Linked DNA regions of Homo sapiens: region 1 is linked to region 2. Evidence: chromatin contacts called from ENCODE Hi-C or POLR2A ChIA-PET data. All regions are on one chromosome and are shown on one strand. Each heading gives the region's core, a stretch centred on a gene start or an enhancer-like site at or near the end of the contact. The rest is flanking DNA. Distances are from core to core; before and after follow the strand shown.

Region 1 (7,139 bases), core at 1-2,500, 420 kb before region 2:
CAGAGGCCCTGTCTACTCTGTTGGAGTACGGTTCTCTTCCAGAGCTGGGCCAAGGACGCCTAGGGAGCATTCACAGGGTGTCTCTCCTGGATCATCCCATTTGACAGATAAGGGGACTGGAGGTCAGAGAGACTGTACCCTTTTCATAGGATCACACAGCAGTGGCTGCACATCTTAGCTCAAGGCAATGTATAACTCCCAGCCAGGGCTAAAGCTCCTAGGCTGAGTGATTCCCAAAAGAGAAGGCCAGTGGTCACCCACAAATTCCCCAAGTCTGGCCCCTCTTCAGAGCCTTCCTGCCCTGGGGCTCATGCCATGGAATACGCCTCAACTACTTAGAGAAAAGCATCTGGGTGTGCTGGGCCAGGGGCATGTGGCAGTGAGGAGTGACATGTGGACAGAGAAGCAGGTGCTGGAGGGCTCCAGAGGGGCGTGGCTGCCTACAGCTGTGGGAATGTGGAGGGGAGACACTCCAGGAGGAGGTGGCGCCTGGGCCTGCAATGACGCGGACAGGGTCAAGGCACAAAGCACACGAGAGGCTGACTCAGCTCCAAGACTGTTGAGAGTGGCCAGTGAGGGCTGTGAAAATAGGCATGACCATGTGCAAGGCTGGGAAGGCCACAGTCCACCAGGACAGCAGTGAGAACTGAACAGCCCCAAAGGCCTCCATGAAGAGAGAGGAGCCACAAGGGGCCAGAATCTCCCGGCAGGAGCTGCGGCTAGCTACTATGTTTTTATGTTCTTCCTGCCTCAGTCTTTTCAGGCAGGGGTGGCTGAACCAAGAACTCACTGGGGTCCTCTCTGGCTCAGGGGCTCATCAAATCCTAGCCCCACACACACAGAAGCAGGCTCCCAGGAAAATGTGTCCCTGGTAACTCCACAGGGCGGCAGGGCGAGAGGTCCTGGGGGCTGCAGGGTCTAAGAAAGGCAAGGCAGAGGCAGTGGGACAGACCCCTAGCCCCAGGGGATGCAGGAGTGGCCCCTCAGATGCTGGCCAGGTGAGACTAGGCCGCAGGTCCTCCTCCTTCCCCAGTACCTCTTTCGGTTCTTGACCAGTGGTCCCTCAGAAAAGTCCTGGGCCTCTAAGGCAGGAAACAATTTCCCAACAGGCCTCCCACAGTCTGCCATCTCCCAAGCCCTCTGTCTGGACCAGGTAAAAGTGCTGCTGACTTCCTCAGGCCCTGCAAAAGCAAGCTTTCCCAGAGGCAGGGGTGTCTGTGGCTACACAGCTAGCAAGCGGCAGTGCTTTGGACTCAGGGGCTTTCAGATGCTATTCACTCTCCTATTTAAGGGCTCCACCTGCTTCCTGCCCCCAGCTTACTTACCATCTCCTTCCTTCCTGCCAGGGCCCCTGAGCCTGGAGCCTTGGGGCTGGGCTGAACCACTGCGGGCGATGGGGCAGTACCAGCATAGCCTGTGTGGAGGAAGCCCACCTGCACTCCCAGAAGGCCCAGAGATACCCCACCCCGTCCCCCATCCTTGAACACCTGCCTCGGGCCTGGAGGTACATGTCAGGTCACAGAGGTACAGGGAGACAAAGTGGGGCATGACTGGGTGCAAAGGCTTTCGTTCACAACAGGGTGGGGAGAAATGAGGAAGAGAAACTGGGTGTGGGAAGAAAACTGCAGGGATTAGTAAGAAAAAAAACTGTCGCTTTCAGAAACGGTCTCCAGGGTTCTGTGAGAAATCAGAAGGAGAGAGGAGAGGCCACAGGGAACTGTACCCAGAACTCACAGCAGCAACACGCACCCATGCCTCCAGACCCACCCACTGCCCGAGGCTTCAGAAGGCCAACTGGAGGAGTGAACCAGAAGCAAGAGGCGGGAGCAGAGCCTTGCGCCCACTGTGCCCTGCCACCCCCAGAGCGGAGCACTGGCCAAGCAGCCAAGAACATCTAGATCCCGACCACCATGGGAAGGTCTCATTCTGGGCCTCAGTTTCCACATTTAGAAACATTACGGCTGTGCTGGGTGCATCCAGCTCTATCAAGCTGGGTCCACGCCCTCCCCAGACTCACTCTTGGAGGGTTAATCTGATGTGCAGCCACTGTTGTGTGATCGCGTGAAAATGGTGCAGTCTCTGACCTCCAGTCCCCTTAGCGTGGAGAGCTAAGAGACTTCCCCTCCCTAATGCCCACTTAACTGCCCACCCCCGGAATTCCACCACTACCAAAGGACAGGAGTCTCTGGGAGAGGTCAAGGAGCATGGGGGGGTTCAGCTTGGGGACCTGGCCTTTCCAACACAGGCCCAAGATTTAACCTCCCTTATAAAAGCAGGTGGATCACTTTAGGTCAGGAGTTTGAGCCCAGCCTGGCCAACAGGGCGAAACCCGGTCTCTACTAAAAATACAAAAATTAGGTGGGTATGGTGCCACATGCCTGTAATCTCAGCTATTCAGGAGGCTGAAGCAGGAGAATCGCTTGAACTGAGGAGGCAGAGGTTGCAGTGAGCTGAGATCGCACCACTGCACTCCAGCCTAGGCTGCAGACTGTCTCAAAAAAAAAAAATGTATATATATGTATTTTAAATGGCTTTAGAGAAGTACCAAGACAGCAAGGATTTCAGGGGCTGCAATCATGGAGATAAGGGAAGTACAACAAAGTGAGCCTGACATCACGTCCCTCTTTCCCCTTAAAGCATGTCTATTTACATGCAGCAGCTGAAAAGCTGAGAGACTGAGCAGAGCTTCCCATTAGGTTGATGCAAAAATAACTGTGGTTTTTGCCATTGAACATAGTGGCAGAAACCACAATTACTTTTGCACCAACCTCATATAATCTCATGGGCCTGGAGAGAAAAAAAAAAGTGTGTTTAAGCAGAAACTAAAACAGACTACTGACTTCTCAACTGCAACTATGGAAACCATAAGACCATGAAATGGTATCTCAGAAGTGTGGACAAAATAAATGTCACACAAAATTCTAAATCTAGTTAAGAAGCCTTCAAGAGAAAGACTTTTTCAGACAAAGAAAGGTTAGGAGAATCAGTTATCAGTGAATCCGTTATTCAAGAAATACTAAAAGGAATACTTTAGGCTAGAGGAAAATGATCTCAGACGGAAACATGGAATTGCAGGGAAAAAATAAAATGCCTCAGAAAGGGTAAATACAATGGCTTGTGTCTGTAATCCCAGCTACTTCGGAGGCTAAGGCAAGAGGATTGCTTGAGCCAGGCGTTCAAGGCTGCAGAGAGCTATGATCACACTCTGCACTCCAGCCTAGGTGACAAAGCAAGACCCTGTCTCAAAAAAAAAGCAGGGGGAAAAGAGAATTTAAATGAATATTGACTGTATAAAAGAGTAATAACAACTTATAGTATTTAAAATATAGCAACAATAGTGTAAAAGGCAGAGTGGCAAATAGCCTTAAAGTGTTCTAAGGTCCTAAGCACTGTAGAGGAAATGGTAAAAATACTACTATTTTCTATTAGACTTTGATAAGTTAAGGATGTATGTTGTTATGCCTGTGGAAATCACTAAAAGAAAGGGAAAACAGCATACAATTAACAAGTTAACAGAGGAAGAAAGTGGAATAATTAAAAACAAAAAAATCCAAAAGGAGACAAGAATGGAGATAAAAAAGGAAAGTCAAGAAACAAATAGTAGGACAACAGGTTCACACACAAAGCAGGTCCAGGCTGCTATCCTAGGAGCTCCCATAGCCTTACAGTGTCCGGGGCCACCACAGCTCTTGGAGACTGGGCAGGGTGTGACGAGATGGTGCCAGCCAGAGCAGTAGGGCAGGCCAACACCTAACACCTTGTCAGCTGGCCAGGAAATACTGAAGCAGCCTGCACTCACCAGCAGTCACTGGCATCTGGAAGCCACCTTTCTGAGGACAACTGGAGCCAAACAATGGTTCTGCCACCCCCATTTTAGAATGAGGAAGTTGCTAAGGGGAGAAGGTACTAGCTCTAGCTAAAAGAAAAGAAATAAAAACAACAAAAATGTTGACAGTGGTTATCTCTAGGACTGACTTTTTTTCAAGAGATGGGGGTCTTGGCTGGGCATGGTGGCTCACACCTGTAATTCCAACACTTTGGGAGGCCGAGGCGGGTGGATCACCTGAGGTCAGGAGTTCAAGAACAGTCTGGCCAACCAACATGGTGAAACCCCATCTCTACTAAAAAAACAAAAATTAGCCAGATGTGGTGGCGGGTGCCTGTAATCCCAGCTACTCAGGAGGCTGAGGCAGGAGAATCACTTGAACCTGGGAGGCAGAGGTTGCAGTGAGCCGAGATGGTGCCACTGCACTCCAGCCTGGGCGAGAACAGCAAGACCCCATCTCAAAAAAAAAAAAAAAAAAAAAAAAAAGAGATGGGGGTCTCCCTATGTTGCTCAGGCTGGACTTGATCTCCTGGGCTTAAGCAATCCTCCTGTCTCAGCCTCCTGAATAGCTGGGACTACAGGCATGAGCCACCATGTCCAGCTCTGAGTGATTTTTACTTGCTTCTCTGATTTTCTGTAGTTTCCGGAATTTCTAATCAGTATTCTTCCTACACAGAAACAACCAACGAAGTACTCAAAAACATAAAGAGGAAACAGGCAGAGGGGCCATAAGGCAGCAGAAGACTGTGGCAGGGTTCTGAGTCAGGCAGCACCAGCACCTCAGCTCTGCTGGTGGCCAGTCTCTGTGGCTTAGGGCCAGGCTGTCCCCTAGCCAAAGGGAAGCAGAGACCAAGCCATGCTTTTTTGGGGCTTTCTGCCCCCAGAGTCTATGGGAAGGAGGGCAGCCCAGAAAGCCCAATGGCTTCTAAGACACTATCCTTTGCACCAAATGCCCTAGGCCACCCAAAGTCCACCCTATACCGGCAGCCAGTGTCTGGGTGGAGCTTTGCTGTCTCTCCACAGGAGCAGACACATCAGCCACCTCAGTGCCTCCACTGGCCCTCCCTCTGACTCAGGGACCCCAGTGTCCCCAAAACAAGTCTAAGCTTCTTCACGTGGTCCTGGCCCCACAGCCTGCTCACCCCCTCAGCTACACACTTCCCCGTCCATCACGCTTAAAGAGCCAGCTCCAGGAGGTGGCCCTGTGGGCCCCTCCCAGTGTCCCTACTCACCCTGAGGCACAGTAACCGCCCTTCTCCTGGGCCCCCTTTGCCCCACTTGCCTCTCTACCCTCTCCACAGCAGGCCCCACTCCATGCACGTGGCCCTGTGTCGGCTGCATGTCTGTCTTTCACAGCCTGCCCTAAATGCACCAGGCAGCTCCAGGAGGGGCTCAGCATACATTGCCTCAAGCTGGATAAAGGAATTCAGAAGGCACTCAAGAAAGAGCTTTATGGGTAGCCTGGGGCTCTCTGAGCCTTTCAATGACTTGAGAAGACATTTGGAAGCAAAGAAGTTGTGCCCAGCAGAGAGGGCAGGAATGTGGCTGGGCCGGGGCAGCCAACCCCTAAGCAACTTCTTTGTGGCAAAGCAACAGGGAATGCCAAGTTTGCATTCCATAGAGTTTCCTTCTAAAATGGGTAGCTGACCTTTTCTATTTACTTTACTCTGCTTCAGGCCAGCTGCAGGAGCCCGGGACATGGGCTGGCCAGGGAGGTTCAGGGGAAATCACCCCTAGGGTGCTTTTTCACATGTGCCAATGAGAGGAAGCAGGTGGAGAAAGTTGATGTTCTCTGTCAAGTATAGAACCAGAGTAGAGTTCTAGAATGGCGAAATGAAAGGAAGCTTTGAGATTATGAATCTGATCCAACCCCATCACTGGCAAACTGGCCTCAAAGCCTACACTGCTCATGGGGGTTTCATGGCCCCTGGTCCACTTCACTCACTCATGCTACCAGGCTTATCCTTTGGGGCGCTAGCCTCCCTTCTCATCCCTTATATCTTGAGGCTACTCCACATTCACCTGCTGCCCTGGGCCCCTGGAGGGAGGCAGAGAGGATAAGGACAGGACAGTCCCACATGGCCTGTTCCCTGAGAACAAGGTCCTCCACCTGGCCACCCTGGTCCCTCCTGGCCATACAGGCCCCATCAAGGGCCAGAGAGAGAACTGCTGTGAGGCACTCCTCCTAGTAACAGACCACAGGGAAGGCCACGCCCAGGATGCGCCTGCAGGCCTTGCAGAGGCCACCACTGACCAGAGAGACTGGCAACTTTGATCAAAGAACACTTTCATTTTTAATATTCAGAGTACAGAGACACTGGAGCTCTGCCAGGAAAACACACTCATGACACTCAGACATGCCCCTAATAATCCTCTGTTTGCTTTAGGCTCTGCACATAGAGACCTACCCCTTGTCCCCAATATAAATAACAAGGCTTCAGTTGCTGCTGCCAGAGGCCAGACTCGACAGAAGCATGAAAATGAGGGGAGAGGCAACTACCCCAAATGAGGTACACAACTGCTCTAGAGGCTGATCTGGTCTTTCTTTCAAGGGCCATTAAAATGTTCAAACTCCCTGACCCGGTAACCCTGCTCTGGGGAAATTATTCCATAGAAATAGTAACAAGACAGGAGCAAGCAAAACAAAGCATTCTATATACGCACGATCCTGGCAGCATAATTCATAATAGCTACAACACCTCTGGGATCTCTTCTGGCAGAGTGCCCTAGAGTGGCCTAAAGTACCACCAGGCTATGAGGGCAAAGGACAATTTAGTACAGGGATGTTTTTGTTTGGTGGTTGATATTTTTCTTTAGAACACTCAATGGCTGGCTTTGCAGCAAATGAGACTTTTAAAGAGCCCAGTGGCTTCCCCACTCGTGGGCAGAGGAGACTGTCCTCCAGCTGTCACCCAGCAAGGCAACTGTGGCCCCAGCCTGAAGAACGGGTACAGTGTAAGGCAATAAAACCTCCCTTCCCTTCTCTTATCCAGCCCACCCCAAGCCTCCTGTCCTTCTGGCCACACAAAGAGGACAAGGTCTATTGGAGCACATGACACAAGAAGTGACCATGGGCAGGACAGGGCCACATCACAGCCTCAGGGGGTGGACAGGCCTCCAAGCAAGTCCTGGCAAATGCGTCCTCAGCGGGTTTCAGAAAAAGGAGTGGGAGCGCCTTTGTGCCCCCACCTGAAACCACAGGCCAGAAAGCATGAGATAATGCACCCTCCCCAGTAGGGGCAGCCTCCACACATGGCCTCTCAGAGGCCACCTCTCGAGACCACCCTTCCACAGAGGAAGAGGGTGTCACTGA
Region 2 (6,722 bases), core at 2,792-5,291:
ACTACCTAGCATTGCATCCTTGGGCACATCCTTTTTGTTTCCTTAGATGCAAACAGAAAGGGTTAGGTGAGGTGACCTCTCCCTGTCCCCATACACCAAAGAGCAGGCCTGCAGCAGAGGGAATACTGGGAGAGCTCCTTGTCCCCATACCTCCCACAGGAGTTTGACATCATGGGGGGCTGCTGTGCCCTGCACGGTCACTCCATGGACTGAGCTTTGCCTCTGACTGTCCTGTACCTGTGCCTCTCTCCCCACTGCAGGTGGAACACTACAACCACCACACAGCCACCTGGCACCCTGCAGCTGGCATGCTCAACAAGCGCTGCCGGCACGGAGCCGCCTCCCTGGGGAGCAAGATGTTTGTCTGCGGGGGCTACGATGGCTCTGGCTTCCTCAGCATTGCCGAGATGTACAGCTCTGTGGCAGACCAGTGGTGCCTGATTGTCCCCATGCACACGCGCAGGAGCCGGGTCTCCCTGGTGGCCAGCTGTGGGCGCCTCTACGCTGTTGGGGGCTACGACGGACAGTCAAACCTAAGCTCAGTGGAGATGTATGACCCAGAGACAGACTGCTGGACATTCATGGCCCCCATGGCGTGCCATGAGGGAGGGGTCGGTGTGGGCTGCATCCCTCTCCTCACCATCTAAGGCAGAGGATGGGATGTGGTGGGGCAGGGATCTGGTACAGACATAGGCGCTTCCTTCCAGGAACAGTCCCTCAGGAGAGGCAGTGGACCAGAAGAGATGGCGAAACGTGAGCTCGCCGGAGGTACAGTTTTTCCAGGTGCTTAAGCCCTCCCCCACTGTGCCACCCTTGTGACCTTCAGGCTTGGGTCATCAAGATGCACAGCATGGAACACAAGCTCCTCTGGATCCTGCAGCTGGTGACATGGAACTGTTTTCTGGTCCACATGAACACAGGCTCCATCCAGGCCCAGCTCCTACCCACCGCCTCTCTGTGGGCCAGCTGTTCACAGAAGGCCTTCCATCTGATGCTCCCCATCGCCTGCTTGCTCTCCAGCCGAGTCTGGCCAATTTGCCATGGGGAGGCTGCAGTGTCCAAGCCTGCTGGAAACTGGGATGTAGCTGGGGACGAAAGGACAGACCCAAGCGTTCTCCCTGCCTGAGATGGTGTGGCCACAGCAGTGGAAGGCTGCACACAGGCACATTCCTTCTTCCACAGTGGGGCACCAAGGATTCTGTCCTCATTGCTGGGTAAGCAGGGAGAAGAGAAGTTTTCCCCATGTCTAATTTTGGGATTTCAGTGAGGCCTTTTGATCTGTCCAGGAGAACAGAAGGGAAAAAAAGATACTTGAAAGAAACTGAAGGAAATTTAAACAAAGAAACACTTGAAAGAAACTGGAAAGAAAAATAATTTTTTTATGTGAACAAATTTTGCAAGAAGAAAAAAGCATAAAAGACACTAACGGCAAATCTATGTTTAAATGGAAAATCGTCTAACTGGAGAAGGGCGGTATCCACCCCACATTCGGATCCCAGGGTCCTGAGGCCTCGCATTGAGCTGGGGGTTCCCTCTGAGCCCCAGTGTGTGTGGAATCAGTGCACTCTTGACTGGGCCTGTAGTAAGGTGCTCATGGGGTTTGTCTTCTCACCCACCATCAGAGGACTTTTAAAATCATAGGCGTAGAGAGTTAGGCTATCTGCTGAATTACTGCCACTCTTCTTGGTGGGGGCTCCTAGCTGTGGCTGGGGGCTCCAGGCGCCCCTGTGATTACCTCCTACTGCCACCATGGCGCTCATTCAGATTCCCCACTCTCACTAACATTGCTTCCTTTTTTGACCAGCAGGAAACAGCAGGTCTGGCCAGATTCTCACTTGCCCATCAATCTCGTTCTTGGATGATTTCCCTCATTGTGATGCTTCTGGGGCACGTTGACCATATGCACCTCTAGAACCTAACCAGGGCTTCCTTCTACCAGCTGTGGGCGGGCTTGGTCTGGTAACCTTGTCTGCTCTGCCATTCCACTGCTCCTCCATCCACTCGCCAATCCCAAGAGTCTGGCCTCCCTCCAGCCCTGGGCAGACTGACCAGCAAGGTGGACCTTTACATTCAAGCACAGCTGGCTTTTATGACATAAAGAACTAAAGGCCGAAAGAATCTCTTGCTGCTGCAAAGAACAGATTTTATATTTCTTCCTCTAATCTTGGCAAATGACCTTTACCTTTTGGAAAGATTTCATATTGCTTCCTCCTCCCTGGATAGGACCTAATGTAGCACAGCGGGACTCAAAGAGGAGGACATTTTCTCTTGCCAGTGCACTGGGCAGTGGGGCTGTCCTTCAACTGCTGCTGCCAAAATTGGTTTTCTAAAATTCTTCCAGTAGAGACTAAAAGAAGATTCAATTCCTGTAACCCAAGACTGAGTCTTAGGGCTCCAGTCTCCACCTGCTTGGTTTCCTATCCTTTGCTGCCTGCCTGGGGTGGCCTGGAAGCCTGTTCAGAAAGGCACAATGTGGAGCCTGGGGTGTCTCCCCCACCCCAGGACCGTCAGGTTTACCAGTGTGTGCAATCGCCATGTATTCAGAGGGAAGTACCTTTGTTACCTACAACTTAGGAGCTAGGCCTCTGCTACAAGCACTTGAAAATGATATTTTTATTTTTAACGTCTCAACAATCTGATATCGGATGTCGTTTAACCTGGGCTCGTGGTAGGGCTCCAGCATTTCTCCCTCCTTCCTGGTTTGCCTGTAGGGGTAGACTCGGAAGGTGGGTGGGGTGTGCATTTCCTGTTAGGAGTGTATCAGTGCTTGTCTTATTATAAGCCCCTTTCTTTTGTGAATTTGAAGTAGCACCAACAAGCCTGGATTGTGAAGGTATTAAGAATCGGTCTGTGGGCTACTGAGTGGGTCCTTAGGATACTGGCCCAGATTTTGCCACTGGGTATGGCAGATCATTTTCTACCATGGCCTGCTGCTCTTGTAGTGGACTTCCTGAGTCCAATCCCACCTCCTGGTGTAGAATTTACACTGCTGCACCTGAGGTCGATGTTTCAAAGTAAGATCAAGCCAGTGTTTTGATCTGGGCTCTGAGCACAAGTCAGGAAACACCAACATATTCACACTCTCCCAGTAGGTTCCTCAGTCCGATGGTGAATGGCTATTCGTAAATGGCTGGTCTGGCTCTTTGGTGTTGGAGCCTTTCCAATAGCCCCATGAAAAGAAGCATCACCCAAGGATATTGTAAAAAGGATGTAACAAGGAGATAGGGTAGACATTGTACTCAGTGGGCCTTGGGGCCTAGCCCAGCTCTGAGCAGAGGACTGTGGCATTCACTGTCCTTGAGTGTTTCACCTTCTTGGATAACACACGGGCCTTCTCTTCTGGATTTCATCAGAGATTACAGCCAGATGGGGGCTGAAGACCATCCTCTTGACCACAGAGGTGTGACTGTGGGAATTCCTCCCAATTTATGGTTTCCCAGAAAATCTTAGTTCCTTTTATTTATAGAATGCATGTCTTTTGTGTTAAGAAACCAAAGAGAAATAAAGAGAACACTCCTAATAGCTCTTGTCCTTTCTTGGTTTATTTCTCAGATATTAGAAGTACATGTTTGTTTTTTAATTGTGATTCACTGAAAAAAATATATTGGACAAAATGGGAATATTTCTGTGAATATAAGGGAAAAGCCAGATGTACAGCAAAAGTAGTCTTTGGAGAGATTTATTTTATGAGAGTCACTTCTGGTGAAAAATATGCAAAGACTTCATTTGCACTTTGGGACTGCATATTGGTGCCTGTCCTGATCGCCCCTACTCTCGGATTTCCCCTTTTCTCCATTCACTGCCCTAAAACTCCAGAGTTTCCCAGTGGAATGTGGCTGCCTGTTGACTGCCTGGAATCAGCATCTCCAGCTCCTTTTTTATGCTCTAGGCGAGAGGTGCTTTAACTTTGGTGCACATAAAAGTCACTGGAAAATGTTTAAACCACAGATCCGTTCCTAAGTCCCTCTCTAGAGACAGGTTCCCTAGGGCTGGGGTGCAGCTCAGCATTCTGGCGTGAGCAAGTTTCCTTGGTGATTTGCATGCTCTTCAGTGTGAGAACTATACTCCCATCTTCAGTTTCACTTCCCCAAATACAGCCGCATTCCAGATCTGCTCTTCCAAGATTACACTGTGGTTAGTGTGGTTTTGCCTGTTGGGAAACTCTTCAGTCACACTTTTCCAAAAGTCAGCTTGTGATCAATCTTGTCCATTGGACTCCTGGATGGCAACTTAATTTTTTTAAGTTTTTGGAAGGCATATCACTCCCACACACACCCCACCAGGACATGTCTTACATATAAACACTCTTATCAGTTGAATCTCACATGGTCCTCAGTAATCCCCACGGAGCAGGTAACATTTTAGCATAAGGAAACTGCCTCAGAATGGCCAAGTAATTGACCTGACTCCAGCTAACCAGTGGCATTGTGAGAAATTGAGACCAGATCTCCACACTCACAGTCCAGTCTGCCTAAGGACAGCAGTGTCTTCCACCTGTGAAGGGAGCAGCATTCCTCCCAACAGTCATAGACCTTGGAAAAGCAGACTGGGCAGCAAGGGGAAGAGTGAAGAAGCAGGTGCCTTCATGCTGAAAGAGATAGCCAGACTATCTGGGAACTCTGCCCTCTGGGAGAAAGGCCTGTTGCTTGTAAAGTAGTAGCAGCCCTTTCCATGTAATCTATGCCCCCTTGACCAGAGCCAAAGAGCCCCATAGGTGAAGAGTGGACTGCTAAGTCAAACTGGATTCATCTGCTTGACTTTCCATTTCTTTTTTCTTTCTTTCTTTGTTTTTGTTATTTGGACTCCTTTCCCCCTCATGACCAACAGCAGAGCCCACTCCATTTCACCCCAAAGTCCAGCACTGCTGCTTTTTATTGCTACTCACAATAACCTAACAGTACACAACATTGCTTACTGCAGCCTTGAACTCCTGGGCTCAAGCGATCCTCCCACCTCAGCCTCCTGAGTTGCTGAGACAGCAGGTATGCACCATCATGCCTGGCTATTTTTTTTATTTTTTGTAGAGAATCGGTCTCACTATGTTGCCTAGGCTGGTCTTGAATGCCTAGCTTCAAGCAATCCTCCCGCCTTGGCCTCCCTAAGTGTTGAGATTACAGGTGTGAGCCACCACGCCCAGCTTAGTTCTGCAGTTCATAAAACCTAAACTTCATAGCATGACATAGAATGTCACTGAGATACTGACACTTCCTCTCAGCTGCCCAGCAGCGGTCTTCAGGATCTCAGTTTAGATGTTACCTTCATGAAAACATCTCTGGTCAGCGTGGCACTCCTCCTCCATCTGCTGTGCTGGCCCTTGGCCATATTCTACCATGCAGTGACCTGTTTACCTGTTTTACCTGCTACGTGGTGAGCTCTGTGAGACTCTCCATTACTGTAGACACAACAATGGACATGAAGAAGAGGCTGAACAATAGCTTCTTGAAGAATTTAGGGACAATCAGGTATATCCACATTCAAATGTCACCTAATCATGCTTCCCTTGTCTTCCTCCTTTTTACGTCACTGATTTTTTAATAGTTTCATTGAGTCATAGTTTACATACCTTAAAGTTCATTCATTTTAAGTGTCCAACTCAATGACTTTTAGTAAATGTACAGAGCTGTGCAACCATTATCACCATCTTGTTTTAAAATATTTTCATCACTCAGTTAATCCCTTTTGCAGTTCCCCTTTTCACCTGCATCATCAGGCAACCACTATTTTATTTTGTCTCTATAGATTTTCCTATTCTGGACATTTCACATAAGTGGAATCATATAATATGTGGCCTTCTGTGTCTGGCTTCCTACTTTAGAATAATTTAGTTCATTCATATTGTAGAATGTACCAATAGTTCCTTTTATTGTTTTTAAGTTGTATTCCACTTATACCATATTTTGTTCATTCACCGATTGATAAATGTTTAGATTGTTTCCAATTTGGGGCTATTATGAATAATACGGCTATGAACATTCATTTATAAGTCTTTGTTAGACATATATTTTCATTCCTCTTGGGTAGATCCTAGGAGTGAAACTGCTGGGATCATATAGTAGGTTTAGGTTTAACTTTTTAAGAAATTGCCAAGCTTTTCCAAAGTGGCTGTCCCTCTTTACATTTCCACCAGCAATGTATAATGAATGGTTCAGGTTCCTCCACATTCTTGTCGGCACTTGGACTTTTCTGTTTTGTTGTAGCCATTCTAGTGGATGCAAAGTGGCATCTCATTATGGTTCATTTGCATTTCTCTGACAACTAATGATTTTGAGCATCTTCATGCGATTGTTAACCATTTGTATATCTTTAGTGAAATATCTATTCAATTATTGCCCATTTTTAAATTGGTTCACATGTCTTATTAATGAATTGTAAGAAAGTTTTACATATTCTGGATACAAATCCTTTATTTATCAAATATATTATTTGCAAATGTTTTATCCCAGTCTTAGCTTGTCTTTATTTTCATTTTCTTTCTTTCTCTCTCTCTCTTTTTTTTTTTTTTTTTTTTTTTTTTTTTTTTTGAGACAGTCTTACTCTGTCGCCAGGCTGGAGTGCAGTGGTGTGGTCTTGGCTCACTGCAACCTCCACCTCCCAGGTTCAAGCAATTCTCCTGCCTCAGCCTCCTGAGTAGTGGGACTACACGTGCCCGCCACCACGCCTGGCTAATTTTTGTATTTTTAGTAAAGACGGGGTTTCACCATGTTGGACAGGATGGTCTTGAT

What was found. Hi-C counts contacts between places; a loop is a spot of excess contacts on that map. ChIA-PET counts read pairs that join two places held with the same protein, here RNA polymerase II (POLR2A). Pooled maps may share reads with other maps.
Region 1: a loop to region 2 is called in a map with no recorded cell type, with 10 times the contacts of the local background. The contact joins two enhancer-like sites. A Hi-C loop is called at or near these places in 1 of 168 maps with a recorded cell type or tissue (heart left ventricle), 7 of 37 single-sample maps with no recorded cell type and 4 of 50 pooled maps. POLR2A ChIA-PET finds 5 or more read pairs at or near these places in 2 of 52 experiments (A673 and BJ).

The regions. Positions count from the first base shown.
Region 1 is chr3:46,925,746-46,932,884 of GRCh38, forward strand. All of the region lies in intron 2 of CCDC12 (coiled-coil domain containing 12), which reads right to left. Among named protein-coding and RNA genes, the nearest start is that of CCDC12, 47 kb to the right of the region's middle. RefSeq lists enhancers at 1,481-1,860, 4,860-5,375, 4,882-4,931, 5,376-5,891, 6,082-6,191. Within about 2 kb of position 1,251, at least 22 of the 41 ENCODE cell types and tissues checked have a DNase peak (open chromatin) inside an H3K27ac peak, as active enhancers do.
Region 2 is chr3:47,343,295-47,350,016 of GRCh38, forward strand. It overlaps KLHL18 (kelch like family member 18), which reads left to right. Exons shown (of 10, transcript NM_025010.5): 10 at 261-3,522. The coding sequence ends at 647. Among named protein-coding and RNA genes, the nearest start is that of PTPN23, 34 kb to the right of the region's middle. Within about 2 kb of position 4,042, at least 4 of the 41 ENCODE cell types and tissues checked have a DNase peak (open chromatin) inside an H3K27ac peak, as active enhancers do.